2 separate regions of the Homo sapiens genome follow, and region 1 is linked to region 2. The links are chromatin loops, found by intact Hi-C in ENCODE. Cell type or tissue: endothelial cell of umbilical vein. All regions are shown on one strand.

What was found. Hi-C counts contacts between places; a loop is a spot of excess contacts. Peaks named below come from ENCODE experiments on the same cell type or tissue, not always from the same donor. Only the 100,000 strongest peaks of a DNase experiment are listed, where the experiment ranks them.
Region 1: a loop joins it to region 2, with 15 times the contacts of the local background. A loop is called at or near these places in 2 of 110 quality-filtered maps.

The regions. Positions count from the first base shown.
Region 1 is chr7:17,037,194-17,045,193 of GRCh38, reverse strand. It overlaps LOC124901595 (a long non-coding RNA gene), which reads left to right. Exons shown (of 4, transcript XR_007060239.1): 1 at 1-7,949. Among named protein-coding and RNA genes, the nearest start is that of AGR3, 160 kb to the right of the region's middle. In endothelial cell of umbilical vein, no CTCF peak of the experiment used is centred here; DNase peaks (open chromatin) are centred at 2,053, 2,693, 3,713 and 4,483; H3K27ac peaks cover 3,664 bases.
Region 2 is chr7:17,367,203-17,375,202 of GRCh38, reverse strand. It overlaps LINC02888 (long intergenic non-protein coding RNA 2888), which reads right to left and starts at 286. Exons shown (of 3, transcript NR_110015.1): 1 at 148-286. LOC105375171 (a long non-coding RNA gene) reads left to right here and starts at 3,357. Exons shown (of 4, transcript XR_927074.3): 1 at 3,357-3,486. RefSeq lists an enhancer at 2,544-3,743. In endothelial cell of umbilical vein, no CTCF peak of the experiment used is centred here; DNase peaks (open chromatin) are centred at 2,862, 3,262 and 3,922; H3K27ac peaks cover 2,356 bases.

The DNA.
Region 1 (8,000 bases), 330 kb after region 2:
TGCCTTTAGTTGATTTTAAAATCTATGTAGCTAAAGGTCATGTGGCTAAGCAATATATAACTGAACTTGCACTAGCTTCCTCACAGATAACATCTCTGACATATAGGTCACCATGGTGATGGTTACTGAAGTTGTTTTTCAGGAACTTAGAGTCAGCTCTAGTCCAGTTCAAGCCATTTGCGACCACTGACCCTGCTTGAGTGTTCGATAGGTACACTTTTGATGTTCTACCTACAGATCATGCTAACACCACCACCATGTGAACATGCATCCTATGAAGAGCCATGAAGCTTGGCTATGCTTGCATAGTTCACTGATAACCTCACTCTTCTTTACTGCCAATGACTTTTCCTCATACTTCAGACTACCTCACTCCTCTGTCTCATAAATATCCTTAAAATCCCATCTTTAGGGAAGCAGATTTGAGACCTGTTCTCCCACCTCCTTGCTTGACTGCCTCATGAATAAACTCTTTCTCCGCTGTAAAACTTACCATCTCAGGGATTGGCATTCCATACGACAGGCAGAATGGACATGGTTTGGCATCACAGTCTGTGTCTCAGAGGCCTTTTTATCTAAGGACAGCAGGGGGGGTAACTTGACATGTGTCCATTCTTATCCTACTGATTGTCCCCACTAAAAACTAAAACAGCTGCTTGCTCTGCCCTTCTGTTCTACCTTCATTAACTCTTTGCAGGGATAAAACTGGAGAGGCTCACTGGGGATAGGTGCCCAGGTTTAAATGCTTTCTAATTTTCATTGTCCACCTTTTGCTGTTTCTGTGGGTGCCTGGTTACTTCCAGCAGCAAATTAAGATATATAATCAATGGAAAAAAGACTTTTGGTTTTCTTTTAAAAATTAATTTCTGAAACAGCATTGCTAGTTTCCTCAGTTTTAATGTGCTCTAAAATTGTCAGTGTTAAGTGGAAAGGAAATAGAGACAAGCCCTTCTCAGTAGAAGGAGTACTGAATGTTTTTCTTCACATAATTAACTATTACTTCTCAATAACAGACTTTTAGGTTTAGAAGCAAAGTATCTGACACACAATAGGACGTTAATACATGTGTGAAGACTGAATGGAAAGAGGGAAAGAGAGAAGGGAAGAAAAGGAAAAAAGAGGGGAGGAAAAAAGGACAGATGACAAACAGAAAAGAGGGCAGAAAACAAGGTCTCTCACCACATAATTAACTCATCACCAACAACTCGAAAACCCATCCAAGAGACAGCAAGCTCTGCTCCATCATGAAATAAGAATGCTATGGCTACTTATCGATGCGCTGTGCCTCAGATGGAGCTAAAATCTGTGTCTATATAATTTCCACTCACTGGTTCTATTCTGCCCTCTCCAGAAACAGAGCTTTAGTTTCCATGTCAGAGTATATTCATTTTAGGCAAGTGCTTTCTGACTAGTGTAAGGATCAATTCCTTAGTATGAATCTGGTGTTTAAGTCGCAGTATTGTTTGTGCATTTTACAAACACAGACAATAATGTATACACAAGTTGCTAAATTAGGTTCAAAGAATGAAAATGGGTCATAGGAAAGCTCCCCACCTCCTCAGAACTCTCTGTCACATTCAGAAATCAAGAAAGAAGGAAAGAAGGAAGGAAGGAAGGAAGGAAGGAAGGAAGGAAGGAAGGAAGGAAGGAAGGAAGGAAGGAAGGAAAGAAAGAAAGAAAGAAAAAGAAAGAAAGAAAGAAAGAGAAAGAGAAAGAAAGATGTTAGCATCTGCAAAGATCCAAAAAAGAAAGCAAATAAAAATAACTCGACTTTGGTTAAGGGGCTGATAAAGTTAAGATACTTCACTGAAACATGTATGTCCATGTTTAGATCTTAATCACTGCTCTCCAAACCTCTCATGACTGCAGAATTAGGTCAGAGATTTCCATCATGCAGTCTTCAGTATGCACTCCAATTGTCCGTGCAGGATTAAAAAAAAAATGTATTTGGAGAAACTAGTCCAGGAAGAGATATGAGTGTAACAGACACTAAGGCATTTGTTTTAACAACAACAACAACAAAAAGCAGACATTGTGAAACTATGCTTCATTTATGCACAGACTGCTAAGAGTAAATCACACTGAAAGTGAGCAATATACTGTGATAACCAGAGCTTTACTGCTTTGTCATGGTGAGATATTAAAACAGAGTTGCTATAATACATTTTGACAAATCAGCTAAGGCTGTAGCTAATTTGAAGGTACCATATACTTTTCTAATTTAGATAATCAAAGTGGACCCAAAAAATAATAAACTGAGTTTTAAAATCTCTTACCTATAATATTTAGAATTTATACAATTATTTTATTATTTTTTCCAGATTTGCTAAATATGCATTCCTTTTAGGAAGTACTCTCCATGCACGTGAATTTTCATTGTAAATAAACTTTGTAGGGCAACATATTTTCTTGATGTAAATTGACTGTGGGAAAAGTAAATAATGTGTGCCTACCACCTCAATCAGAAAAAACAAAATCATAACCAATGATTTTTATATAGACAAACTTCAAGCCATCAAAAGAAACCATTATGTGTCTGCTGCTAAATTCAAGGTTTACAAGGAAGCAAAATTTTGCCTCTTCTCACTTTTAATGTCTTAGGAAAACAGCTCTCTACAAGTTTGGGTGGAGATAGCTGTCTTCCACTCATTTTTTCCAAAGGATATGCAAAACCTGAATATTATGAAAAATAACAGATTAACACATGATACTCTAACTTTAAAGATGCTATCATATATTTGAATTTACAGAGAGTCATCAGAAAGGAATTTCCTCTTTCTCCCAATATACACCTACTTCTTTTTCTATTAATCTGTACTTTTGACAACTACCTGTCTGTATGCAATACATAAACACACACACGGTCATCCACAACAGTTGTAAACACACATGCATATATAGTCATGCAATTGAAGTTTTTTTCTCAGCGATCCATACACAAAGTAAAGTAGTAAATACACTGTAAACATAATCATTCTTCTCTTTTTCATGATTGTAACTGGCTCTAACTTTCCAAATTCCATATTTAAAAATTGTTAAATATAAGTAGAATAAACCCAGAATATGATCCTCATTTCAAAGTGGAGGGCTTAATAGGATGACCCAATGTATTTATTACAGTCACTATTGCTTGAGAAATGTACTTTTAAAATAAAATCCATGGCAAGAAAAATGGTAGATCTTTGTGTTATAGTTAATTATAGAAATTATTTTTCCAGCACAACTGTTCACATTCACCAATTTAATCTGCTTTGAGATGCCCTTGAGAAATTCAGATTGATTCAGTCTCATAAAATTTTAGGGTAATATATCATTGGTTGTTCTGTTTTGATTTTGCTCAGTTGGCATGCAGTAAAGCATTGATTTCAACTTACTTGTGAATAAAATTAAAAAGTCGGTTAGGCATCACTTTGTTTTGATTTGAACTATGCTGCTACCTGGTTTTAATTGTTCAACTACCTTTCTGTTCAGTAGTGATGTGTGTATTTGTGGCTCCTGTCCATTCAGTAGATCCCTCTGAAGGACCCTCTTTTATTGACAGCACATTTTGCTCTATGAAACATACTCTATTTCTGTGCCAAAAGATCTATTTGAAACAGAGCCAGTGTCTCATTCCAGGAAGAGGAAAGGATATCAAGAGTTTCCATGGCAATCAGTTGACGGAACTAAATTAAGCAGGAAACCTCTTCAGAATGCAAAGTAGTCTTGCAAAACAAAGTGGTTTGAAATATTCAGGAAGTGTGTCACAGCACAACGAAAGAAATGGAGATATGAATACCTCCATAATGTAAACTCCCTAACTGTAAAATAAACAATTAAATGCTAGCTTTTGTCCTACAAAAATAAACCCTCAAACAACTGTCATTTCTAATCAAATCTTTTGTTCCAGTTAGTTTTGGTTTTTTTTAGTTCTTATCTCTTATGATCAACATCATGTAAGAATATAACTACAATTGTTTATGTAGGTAGGAAAAATAACTTTTTTATGTTACTGCTGTTAAATTTATTTTGTATGAAATTGTGCAAATTTCATAGCTAGTTCTTTAACAGTGAAATCAGAAGGAATGACCAAAATTTATTTTAGTGAAAAAAAAAATGAAGAAACAGATTCCTTAGTTTAGAGAAAGGAATTGCTTTTAAAAATGGGATTCTTCATGGTAATTTGGATTATTGATAGTTTTAAAAATATCATTCTACTTCCTGGAGTGGAATTAGAAGGAATGAGTCTTGAAATTCCAGGAAATAGAAGAATTAGAATGAACCAGAGGTTTCTTATCTTCTGGTCAATTGCCAAATCGTTATAATAGTTTGCTTGGAAATACGGCTTCAACCTGTATCAGTAACTATTACCAGAAGTCCTTCAGACCACCTAAATGCTTTCCAAATGCTTTCCTCTTCTCTTTAAGGAAAGAGTTCTTGGAGCAAACGTTTCTAAAGCACACGGATTCACAATAAAAAATATTTAAACAATTCCTAAAACCTATTAACCACTCGTTATCCCAGCTTTTTAAGTTAAATCACTGTATTTGTTTGAAGTAAAATTATAGGGTCTCCTTTGAAGATGAACACATAAGAATATACATCTTAGAAGAGGAAGGTCTTATGAATTTTAATCTCAAATATTCTGGCCTCAATTTCAACGTGAACTTTAAAGTGTGATCTAAATGCTTACTGTGTGTAATATAAACATTAAGAGGCACATTTTGATGTCACCTGCGTGATAAAACTTTCCTGGCTTCATTGTGCTAAACTTTTCTCAAATTTTCTGGACCAGAAACATAGTCCAAACATAGCACATCATCATATCACACAGACAAACACACACACACACACTCACACACTACCATACACACAGCAAGAACACAGTACAGCACCAGCATACAGTAAGTGCCATAGGTGTGCCCACCTTGGAATGTTGTTGAAAATTAGATTCTCCTGGTCAATAGCCATCAAGTCCTATAACTGCCACATCTTTCCAAGATATTTTCCCCAATTCCATTACACTCCCCAAAATACTAGTCTCACTAGAGACAAAACATGACAAGAACTCTTTACACAATCTCTTAAAATCTACTTTATTTCACATTGCATGCCTGTTATCAAAACATCTCAGGTACCCCATAAATATATATACCTACTATGTGCCCAAAAATTTTTTTAAAAAATCTATTTTAACTTGGATAAGTTAAGTATATTTCTGTATATTAGGTAGAAAAAATCAGGTGGTTTTCTTAGTTTGGGTTAGCAGACTCTGAGACAATAATCCAAATGCAAATGGTTTATCTAGGCAGTGATCCCAGGAAGAACAGTGAAAGAATAAGGAAGTAAAACAAAGAAGGAAGGAAGTGAATATAGCTAATATTTATATTGTTAATCAGCAAATTACCACTATGGGAATGTAGGCTCAGTCTCACTGAGATTCTCTAAGAAGCTGTACAGAACATTCTTCAGTACTGTACCAGCAATGGCAAGAAAGCTGGAGTGTTTATCCACCAGATCTCATCCCTCACTGGTGAGGGTCACTCCTAAGATTCTGATTTTCCCAGATTCCTGGTCTGCACTTCTTGGACCTACCACATTTCCATGGTCAGAGAATGCTCTCCAACAGAGACGCAGGAAGCTTTATTTATTCTTAAAAGTTGAGCGGCTCAGGCTCATAAATACTAATGATCCAAGTATTTTCTGGTGTTAGCTAGCCATAGTGTGATATCTAGGAATGTCTAGCCAAGCTGACCAAGCCTCCCTCTAGCAATACTCCATTATGAGTACCATTTTTTACCTGGTTGCTAGGGACAACCAAATTTTGCCTATAATGATGAATAGAGGTCCTCCTGACCCAAATATCTGAGTGTATTTGAAAGGAGTTCTTTAATTTAGAGTCATATATAAAGGCAACAAAAAGCAGGAGTTGCAATATAGATTGAGAGCTGGATAATTTTTCTTGTATTTTTTATGTAGATACAAATATGTATACAAAAAATTAAGATTAGTGGAGTCATGATATTAACTTTTAAACTCTTCACAGAGAAGTAGAGAAACTGGTTTGACTGAGAGAATTCTCTCACTCTGGTTGTTTCTGATGTTTCTTGGTTCTTGCTTTCTAATTCTGTCTTCTCCTAAACTGGTACGTTCTATGATGTTTATGTTCCCTCATGGGACCACATCAGAATGATCACTTCCTTGATGCAAGGCTCTTAATTATGACTCCAGAGAAATCCAGAAAAATCTGTTCCCATCGGTTACTGCTGAAAAAAAGTACAAGATCTTGCTCAGCAGCATTCCTAAAGAGATTGCTTTCTTTTGCTCACATTTTTTCAAAATGCCTGCTGTCTGTTTTACCTTAAAAATAGTAATTCTTAATTCATATAGCATTGCAATTCACAACTCTGTTTTTCCAAAATACCCCAAGATGTATCAGTGAGAAAAATTATTTCCCATTTTGGCATTCTCTGGGAAAGGGAAATTTCTAACATTTTACTTCCATGTGCAAAAGTCTTCAAATTCTGGCATATTTCCCATGAATCTTTAATCTGATCTACCTAACAATGCCCTTTGAGTTGATTGCCCTTTGAGTTGAGGTTTTATGGTTTCACAACTTCAATCTCACTGATATATAGGTTAGGCTAGCATCAAAGAAAATAGGTTAAAGAAATAGTTTCACTTATTTTGGCCCACCTAAAACCAGGACTTGAACTTTACCAAAAACTAAATATCTAAGCATAGCACGTTAGAAAGCAGCATATAGTACAAGAACAGTAGGGAGGGCACAAAGCTCAGGTCTGTGGCTTAATAGTGACTGACCACAGGCACACTGGTAACTTCTCTTAACCGTCCTGCCTCATCTGACAAGCAGGGTAAATGTCATCTATGTTACAAAGTGGGTGGTGGTTCTAAATTAGAGAGCCTAGACAAAGTGTCCCCGACTGCTGCATATTATAGGCTCTCAGAAAACATTAACTGCCTTTCTCTTTCCTCCAAAGTTTCAGTTGAGAAAAGTATAAGCTCAAGGAATAGAAGATAAATGTTCAGTAGAATAGGAATGGAATCTAATGCTTTTTCATGCTGTGGTAAATCACTGAAAATGTGTCTTCATGTCACATTCTGTTTGGAGAGCAGTGTCTATTTCCCTTTCTAAATATCATTCATCAGTGCATCCTTTCTTGTATCCAAATAAATGAATCTTAAATCTCTCTTTAAATAGTTATAAGGCATGTGACTGACACAAACCATAAATCTAGATAAAGATTTGAAGGATATACTAACCAGGCTTGAGATTACTAGAAGAGAGAATAAAGAAAATTGCAAATGAACTGCTCTGAAATAAAATGACTACCATGCATTGCAATTAGAAAATCTAGGGGAAAACGACAAGTTGAGCTTCGTCTTCTTACCAGAAACTGTGTTGCTCTCTTTCCATGTTTCCACTACCACTTTTGCCACATGTGGTGAGAAACATGAAATAGCACATGTTAGAAAAGTGAATACTGTCAGGTGGAAAGCGTGCCTCACTCTTTTCTGGGAATTACATTCCGGGGTTTGAATGGCTGATTACCTTTATGCATGAACAATTCAATCAACTCATCTCTGTACTGCTTAGCCCAGCTGGGTCTTGGCAATAATTCAATTTGGGAAGGTTCTTCCAGAAAACCATGCTAATATGTTTAGTTTTTAGAAGAAAAAATAATACACTGTAGAGAATTGATTTGGGGGTTGGCAATGTAGTTGTAGGGAAAGGGATTCAAGTGAGGACTATCATTTTTTTTCCCTCATGTCAGGCAAAGGATTGGAGAGATTAAGGAACTTGATTCAAGTCACGAAGCTACTAAGAGGCAAAACCATGGTTTTAGTGAGACCCGTCTGGTTTCAAGAAGAGTAGTTTAAGTGTATTCAGAGCCCATTATGTACCAGTCACTATGTTCAGAAGTTTATATCTAGACCCCTCACAACAGGTATGTATGGTAAGTATTGTTATAATCAAAAAAGCTGCCTTTTATAATCAA
Region 2 (8,000 bases):
AGTTGTTTGGATACTAACTATAGCTGAAATAAGGTACATTCATGAAATGTTTGAAAAACTAAAAAGAACTTCATTATATGGCAGTACTTCATCATAAATTTCCAACATAACCTTGTACTAATAGCAGCTCATTTACTGAGCACTTACCTTACCAGGAACAGGGTTCACGGCTTATGTGGATGATCTCATTTTGTCCTCACAGCATCCTCCTCACAGAGGGTGGGTGCTATTATTAGCACCATTTTAAAGAGGAGGAATCTGAGTCCCAGAGGCCAAGTAGTTGGGCCAAAGTTGTAGGGCTACCAAGCAGAAAACCAGCTCCAGCATGCTAAACCACTTTCCAGCACAAGGCTGAACTTTTCCCTTCTCAAGTATTTGCAGTTCGTGCTACTGAGCCTACTCCTTGGACAGCGTCCCTCAGCTGCTTTTGCTTGCAATCGTTCTCATACCCGACTACACACATATTAGAATTACCTGGGAAGCTTTAAAAAACAAGCCTTTTGGCTCCACCCTAAGTAGCTCTGATTCAATCCATCTGGGGAGGGACTTGGTATCAGTATTTTTTTTTAAGTCACCTTAGGTTGTTGACCATTGAAGGTGAGGTAAACACCTGTTTATACTTAACGATAAATGAAGATTTGCAAAATAAGTGTCCTGTCAAATACATTGGGGGCTGGTGTGATTGCACAATGGTCCATTGTGCTGCTGCTCTTGGCTGGCCCTATTTTGGGCAGCTCTAATGAGAGTTGATACACTTATAACACCTCACTTTGTCAGCTTTGTGGCTTCAGTCACAATTCCGTGTTAACACAAAAAGTTTCGTTGACATTACATTACATTAATTTGTGGTCAGCCTTGAAAGACTCTTCTGATTATTTTTGCTATGTAACAAATCATCTCAAAACCTAGCGGCAGGTAACACCACCATTTCATCATGCTCACAGATTCTATGGGTCAGAAACTTGGACATCGCAAGGCAGGTGTGGTTTATCTGTGCTCCACAGTGTAGCAGCTCCAGCTGACTTGATTGTACTGGGCAGGAATTATCTGGAGGCTTCTTCATTTATAGATCTTGCCTGGGCTGGAATGACTTGAAGGCTGGCTGCAGCTGAGACTGTCAACTTTAACACCTTACACCTGGGCTCTCCACACGGCATGGCCTCTTCCTCATACCTTCTGAGCCTCAGGATAGTTAGGCTTTTCACCTGGCAGCTTGGGGCTCTGGGAGTGAATGTTTATTCCACCTGACATCCATGGTCTTTTCAGCTTCTTGGTTTTTTCTGTCCCTACTTTGGACAATTATTTTGCATAATTTCTGCTGAACTGTAGTGGTTAAAAACAGTCACAAATTTCCTCAAGAGGAGGAGACCAAAAGCCCCACAAGTGCTTTTTAGCCTCAAGGATAAAATCCATTATTACGTTTCCTTCAAAGTATATAATTACCATCTTAATAACTGTTTAAATATTTATTGAATAAACTGGTAGAGCCAATTCATTATATAGTTTATAATGGTTTTTATACCTGTTGGAAGATAAATACAACTGTATTTAAAGTGCACTTTGCGGTTGGGCGCGGCGGCTCACACCTGTAATCCCAGCACTTTGGGAGGCCAAGGCGGGCGGATCCCATGAGACCAGGAGTTCAAGACCAGCCTGGGAACATGGCAAAACCCCGTCTCTACTGAAAATACAAAAATGAGCCAGGCGTGTTGCCACGCACCCGTAATCCTCGCTACCTGGGAGACTGAGGCATCAGAATCGCTTGAACCCGGGAGGTGGAGGTTGCAGTGAGCCGAGATGGTGCCACTGCACTCCAGCCTGGGTGACAGAGTGAGACCCTGTCAAATAAATAAATAAATAAGTAGTGCATTTTGCAGTGCATGTACTGTTACAATCTAACTGAAGTATTTTATTGTTACCCCTGCTTAAAGCAGTATAGATGCATAACTATGTCTGTTTAACTTCATTCCATAGTGAGACAGAGACACTTGGTTTCAAACATTTTTCCTTGAATATTACTGTGCAAGTTGTGCTAAAACATAATAAAATAAATAAATAAATAAATAAATAAATAAAAAATAAACAAAGTGCCCTTTGCTTAGCAAAGAATGCATCTAATCAGGCTCATTCAGGGTGGTCAGAGCAGGTTGCTTATGGAGAAGAGATCCACGCCACACTCTGCTTTCAAACAGCTTTTCATCAATAGATAGCATTGCTTATAAATGGGGTCTGGGAAAAAATAATGGCCTCAGTCAAGCTAATCAATTTTTCTAGATAATAATCCAAAGTGAATGTTGTATAGTATTATTACTTACCAATGTCTGTGATAAGTACAGCCAAGTTTGGGGTTTTCTGGATACTTCTTTTAGTTTTCCTTTAATTTCCAGGGAGCAGGTTATAATTACAGGGCCTTTCAGTGATGTTTTAAGGATTATTTTCATCTCACTGCTGCGTTTCTTATAAAAATGGAAAGTCCCAGATTTGTATTGGCAGATTGGATTAAAATTCATCACTCGCTGCATTTTTTCCAGGTCTATTTCTTAATTACTTAAACTGATTTAGGTAATTAGTTGGCTCTGTACCAATCCTTTACTAAGTTTAGTTTGAGTTTTGTTTCAGTGTTGTCATAGGATGAATAATGGCCTCTTAAAGACAGCCAAGTCCTAATTCTCAGAACCAGTGAATATGGGTACCTTGCTTTGTAAAAGAGACTTTGCACGTGTGATTAAGTTACAGATCTTGAGGTGAGAGATTATCCTGGGTTGTTGGGTTGGGCCAATGTAATCACAAGAGTCTTTATAGGAGGGAGGCAGGAGATCAGAGTGACTCACAGCAGATAGAGGCAAGAGGTTGGGATGACATGAGAATGAGGTCAAGAGCCACAGAATGCAGATGGCCTGAGAAGCTGATGGAGGCAAGAAAAGAGATTCTTCCCACGTCCCAGAAGGAACCAGCCCTGCCAGCACCTTGACAGTAGCCCAGGGAGACTGATTTTGGATTTCTGACTTCCAGAACTATAAGAGAAAAAATTCTCATTGTTTTAAACCATTCAGTTTATGGTAATTTGTCACAGTAGCCATAGGAAACTAATACAAACATTGACGTCATTCAAGACATACAGCTGTACATTTCATTTGATTGGTTGAACTATTGGGGTTAATATTTATTCCTACACCAAGTATCTAAGTTTACTTCATTGCTGTCAAAATGCAAACTACTGTTGGCTTAGATTTTATTGATGACTTGAGAAAATGTTATATATGTTCATCTATAAGGAAACCACTAAGTTAAAATTCAGAATTAAAAATCAGATAGAGTGGCTAGTCATCTTACTAAAGGTTGTTTTGTTTAGGCAAATTTGCTGCATGAGTCATAAATATCATGGAGCCACACTAAAACATTTCAAAAGTGAGTCAACTTACAAAACTGCAATTTGCTTCCAAACTCTTCAAGGACATCTATTGCATAAAGAAATCAAGCAAGGAAGTAAGTAATGAATGTAATGAACATAATGAATACTTAAAATCCATTCAAATTCTCTTAAAAAATTTTTTTAAGCGCAAAGGGCTGTAAAATAGGCTTGGCATTATTAGCCAAACCCTTTTCCTTAGATTCTCCATTTGTGCCCAAATGTACCGAGTTATTGTAAAAATAAAATAGATAAATTATGTGGCGGTGCCTAGATTAGTATCTGGCACATGGTAGGTGTACAATAAATATCAGCTGAGTGTGAATGGAAGGGGTGTTGGCAGCTGCGTAGCAGCAGATCTTGTTCATTGGCAGGTGATGGATGCCACCTCCAGCTTAGAACTGAGAGAATGCCTTTTCCTCCCTTTCAGTAAAAAAGAGGATAGAAAAGGTCCCTTCACTCTGGCCCTGTGCCAGGGCCTCCAGTTATTAATATTAGTACAGTAAATAACTAGTGTCTGCATGACATGTTTTCAGGCTGTCACATCTTAACAATGTTAGAGAATCTGTGAACAAGAAGTGAATTTTGAAGTACTTAATATGTGTTTTACTTCAGAGTTCCCTTAACAGCAAGACAACAGATCTAAGAACAAGTGGTTATTTTAGTAGATCACTTTTGTTCAGCATTTAGGCAAATACCTGATTGATTAATTGCTCTTTCTCTCTTCTTTTTGTCAGTTAAATGTTAGTAAAACATTCTCTCTCAAAGTGATGTGGAGTGTATTGTAAGCGGACTTACTGTCATTGACTGTACACATGAGCTGTTCCAGAATTTAGCTACATGGCTGAGAAGCCATGAGTAAAGAATAGGAAACACTTTTTTTTTTTTTTTTTTTTTGAGACTAGGTATCCCTCTGTCACCCAGGCTGGAGGAGTGCAGTGGCACGATCACAACTCCACTGCAGCCTTGACCTCCTGGGCCCAAGGGATCTTTCCACCTCAGCCTCCTGAGTAACTGGGACTACAGGAGTACCCCACCACATCCAGCTAACTGTTTATTTTTTGTAGAAACAAGGTCGAGGCTGCAGTGAGCCATGATCGTGCCACTGCCTGGGTGACTGTGAGACTCTGTCTCAGTGTGTGACCCCCAAATGCAGTAAAGCTCTCTTTCCAATCTGAAACTATATAAATCAATGTTTTAAGCTAGTTGTCCTTTCCAACATAGTATAAATTATTTTTGTAGAGGAGTGATTCTCAACCAAGGGAAATTTTGTCTCCTAGGGGACATTTGACAATGTTTGGAGACATTTATGTTTGTCACAACTGGGGGTGGAGTGCTACCAGCATCTAGTGCGGTGAGTCCAGAGATGCTGCTAAACAACCTTCTGTGCACAGGACAGCCCCTGCAACAATGACCCCAAACATCAGTAGTGCCAAGGCTGCGAAACCCACGAATAAGCTCATGTAGGGAATGACATGGGTTAGGGAAGGGAGCTTGTTATGAGCGAAAGCTAGCAGTTGTGTTCCCTGTGAACATTTTGCTAGTTGCCTAGCTGCAATTTCGCAATGTCGATTATTACTTAAGAGGAAGTAAAGCATGCTCAGACTGAGTGGGAGATGCAGATGTAAACTTTCTTAACTATGATAAGGTTCCTCTGCCAAGGACACTTAGAAATATGATTTGTGCATTTACAGAAATACAAAACATTTAAATGATCCATCTTCTCAGTTTTACTTTATTTCTGAAGAAAGCACTTGCATGAAATTCTATTCTTTTGCTATTCTTAGGCATAGCAAAAGAATTCTTTGATGGGAACTCCTCACCATACCAGGAAATGTATTCACAGTGGAAAGCCCTACATACTTTCTTGTGGAGGCTCAAGTCCACCCACACTAGGCAAGGCATTGCCTATAAATGCTCAATATTCAAAAGCGTAGGCCAGTAGTTGGGTCACCACCTGGGAGCTTGTTAACAGTGCAGAATCTCAGGCCCTACCCGGACCTACAGAATCAGAGTCTGCATTGTAACAAGATTCTTCAGGGATTCCCACACATGTTCAAGATCAAGAAGTACCGGAATGATCTTCATTCCATGGTAATAAAGCCCTAATATTTGAGATTGCAAATAAAATGGATTTTATTCTTATCAAAATATGTGGGGATTTGTTTATGACGAGCAATGCTGGATTGGGAAAGTTGGTTTACCTCTTAAGCTTCAGTACTGTCATTTCTATAAAGAAGGAGCGAAGATGAGAAGATCTCTAACTTCTTTTCTCACATTGTAGGGAATATCATGTTTTTTTTTTTTCCAGTGTAAACACAATCCATACAGTCTGGGTTGTCCTGCTGAGGGTAAATGTGAAAACCAGAGGGTCTCTGGCCAGTAGATGCCAGAGGTGCACAGAGCTATGTTAATAAACAGTAACTGAATTCTTATGCAATTCCACCTCCAACCTCGAAACTGAGCCTACTGAAGGGGTGTGCCCCTTGGTTGGCACTTGGGCCAATTCTTTGCATTGGCATTCTCTGCCTCAATGTTTGGCTGAACATTGTGTATAAATTAACCCATTACTCAGAACCAGCACAGTCTGCAGAAGTGGGCTCTGCCTGGGAGTGCCAAGGGGTACTGGGCCATGCCCACTGCTCCTGGCCCCTGGCCACCTCACTCGAGTGTTGAAGTAGAGGTTGTCCAGCTACATTCTAGCAAACACTGTCTGAATATAGACAGGCTGGGTGTGGGAGGATCTTATAGGACAGCTCACAAAGATAAAATGTGATCTACAGTTCAACTTGTTTCAAAAACTACCTCTGGCAAGTGATTTCGGGAGATAGTACTTTTGCTTTTTTTGGTGCATTCAAGAGACTGCCTTAGTTTGAATGCTGTAATTATTTCCCACTGCACACATATATCAAAACCTCACATTGTACACTTTAAATATATATAATTTTTGCTTGTTAATTATACCTCAATAATTATACCTCCAAGCTGGAAAAACATACATATTTGGATATTAGACTACATGTGAGGATACAAAAATGCTTCATTATATATAACCTAATATTTTAAATAAAATATTTGGTTGCCCAAAATTTACAAACACATGCAAAATAGAAAAGAGCAAGAGACTGCAAGATCACACTTGCAAGCCAAATCACAGACTCCACCACACCTCTGTTCCTATAAAATAATGGAGGGACCTTGAAAGTTACTTTTCCTTTGAAAAAGATGGAGTAATTAAAGTAGAAAAATAAAAGTTATTTTTACTATAAACTTACTATATTTACTAAACTTACTATATTTACTTACTATAAACTTACTGAACTTATTATATTTTCCTATACTAGGGTATAGGAAAAATATGTTTACTATTGTATAGGTTGCCAGTGTAAACTGCTCTATGATCTAAAGTTGTGAATAATGCCACATTTCTTTGTTTACCAAGTCAAATTAGAACTAGGCCCAGCTGCCAACCATCAAGTGGCAGAAACTCCGGATTACTTTCTCTCTCTGGTCATTCAATAATTTGGAAGGCTTGAGCCTTGCCTCTGGCAGATGGTGAGGTTGGAGGCCTGGGGTTGGTGTCCAAACTGGTGGCTACTGCAGACCCCGTGCTGCTCCTCATGTCAGGCTCTGCTCACACTGGTTCACTGCCATTGCAGTCCCACATAAGTTCAGCTTCCTGCCTGGCCAGGGCAGCCCTCCACTGATGGATTCACTCCATGGTGAGGTTACTCCATTCCCACTGTCCCATTAGGAAGAGTTTGGACCTTAGACATAGAAAAGACTAGCCCTTCCACCTCCTAGAAGGAGAATGTTTCTCTTCCATACCTGGCTAAAGAGCCACAGGGTTCACTCCTCCTGCCCCTCCATGAAGGGCACCCACAGAAGAGACACATACAGGTTAAGTTTCCAGCCGGTCAGCCTGCTTTACTGAGTATGTTAACTTTATAACACTTTCTTATATCTAATTAGAGATAGAACTGATATTTGAGTCAACCAAGGAACTTAAAAAATGCAGATGGATCTCTGCTGGAGCAAAGCTGTGTTTTTTAAAGCTCTGTGTGTGTTTCCAGTGATCTGCTGGCTTGGGAATCACTGGAGAAAAGAAAAGCACATACTTAGGAGTCAAATAGCCCAGGATTGTGATTCAGCTCTGCCACTCACTGTTCCTGTGAACTTGGGCAAAAAATCACCTCTCTGAAACTGTAATTATTATTATTTAATTTGTAAAATATGTTTAAAAAAAGAATCTCAGTCTTTCTTCTATCACAACGGTAAAAATTATAAAGCAGTCATTACTACTTGATGAATTTTTAAGCACTGTATTGGGAATTTGCTTTGTTACAATCTAAACTGTTTGGAGAGCAATTGGCAGTTATTTTTAGATATTTTAAATGTACGTATCCTTTGTTGCTGATATGTCAATACTAAGAATTTAATGAACCAAAATGTCTCCAAAAGTGCACAAAGATGCACATACAAAGATAATTATTTCTGCATTGTCAAATAGTAAAAAAAGTAAACAGCCTAAATTCTCATTAATAGGGAATAGATTAGATAATTTGTGTTGCAGGAATACATTAAATCACTA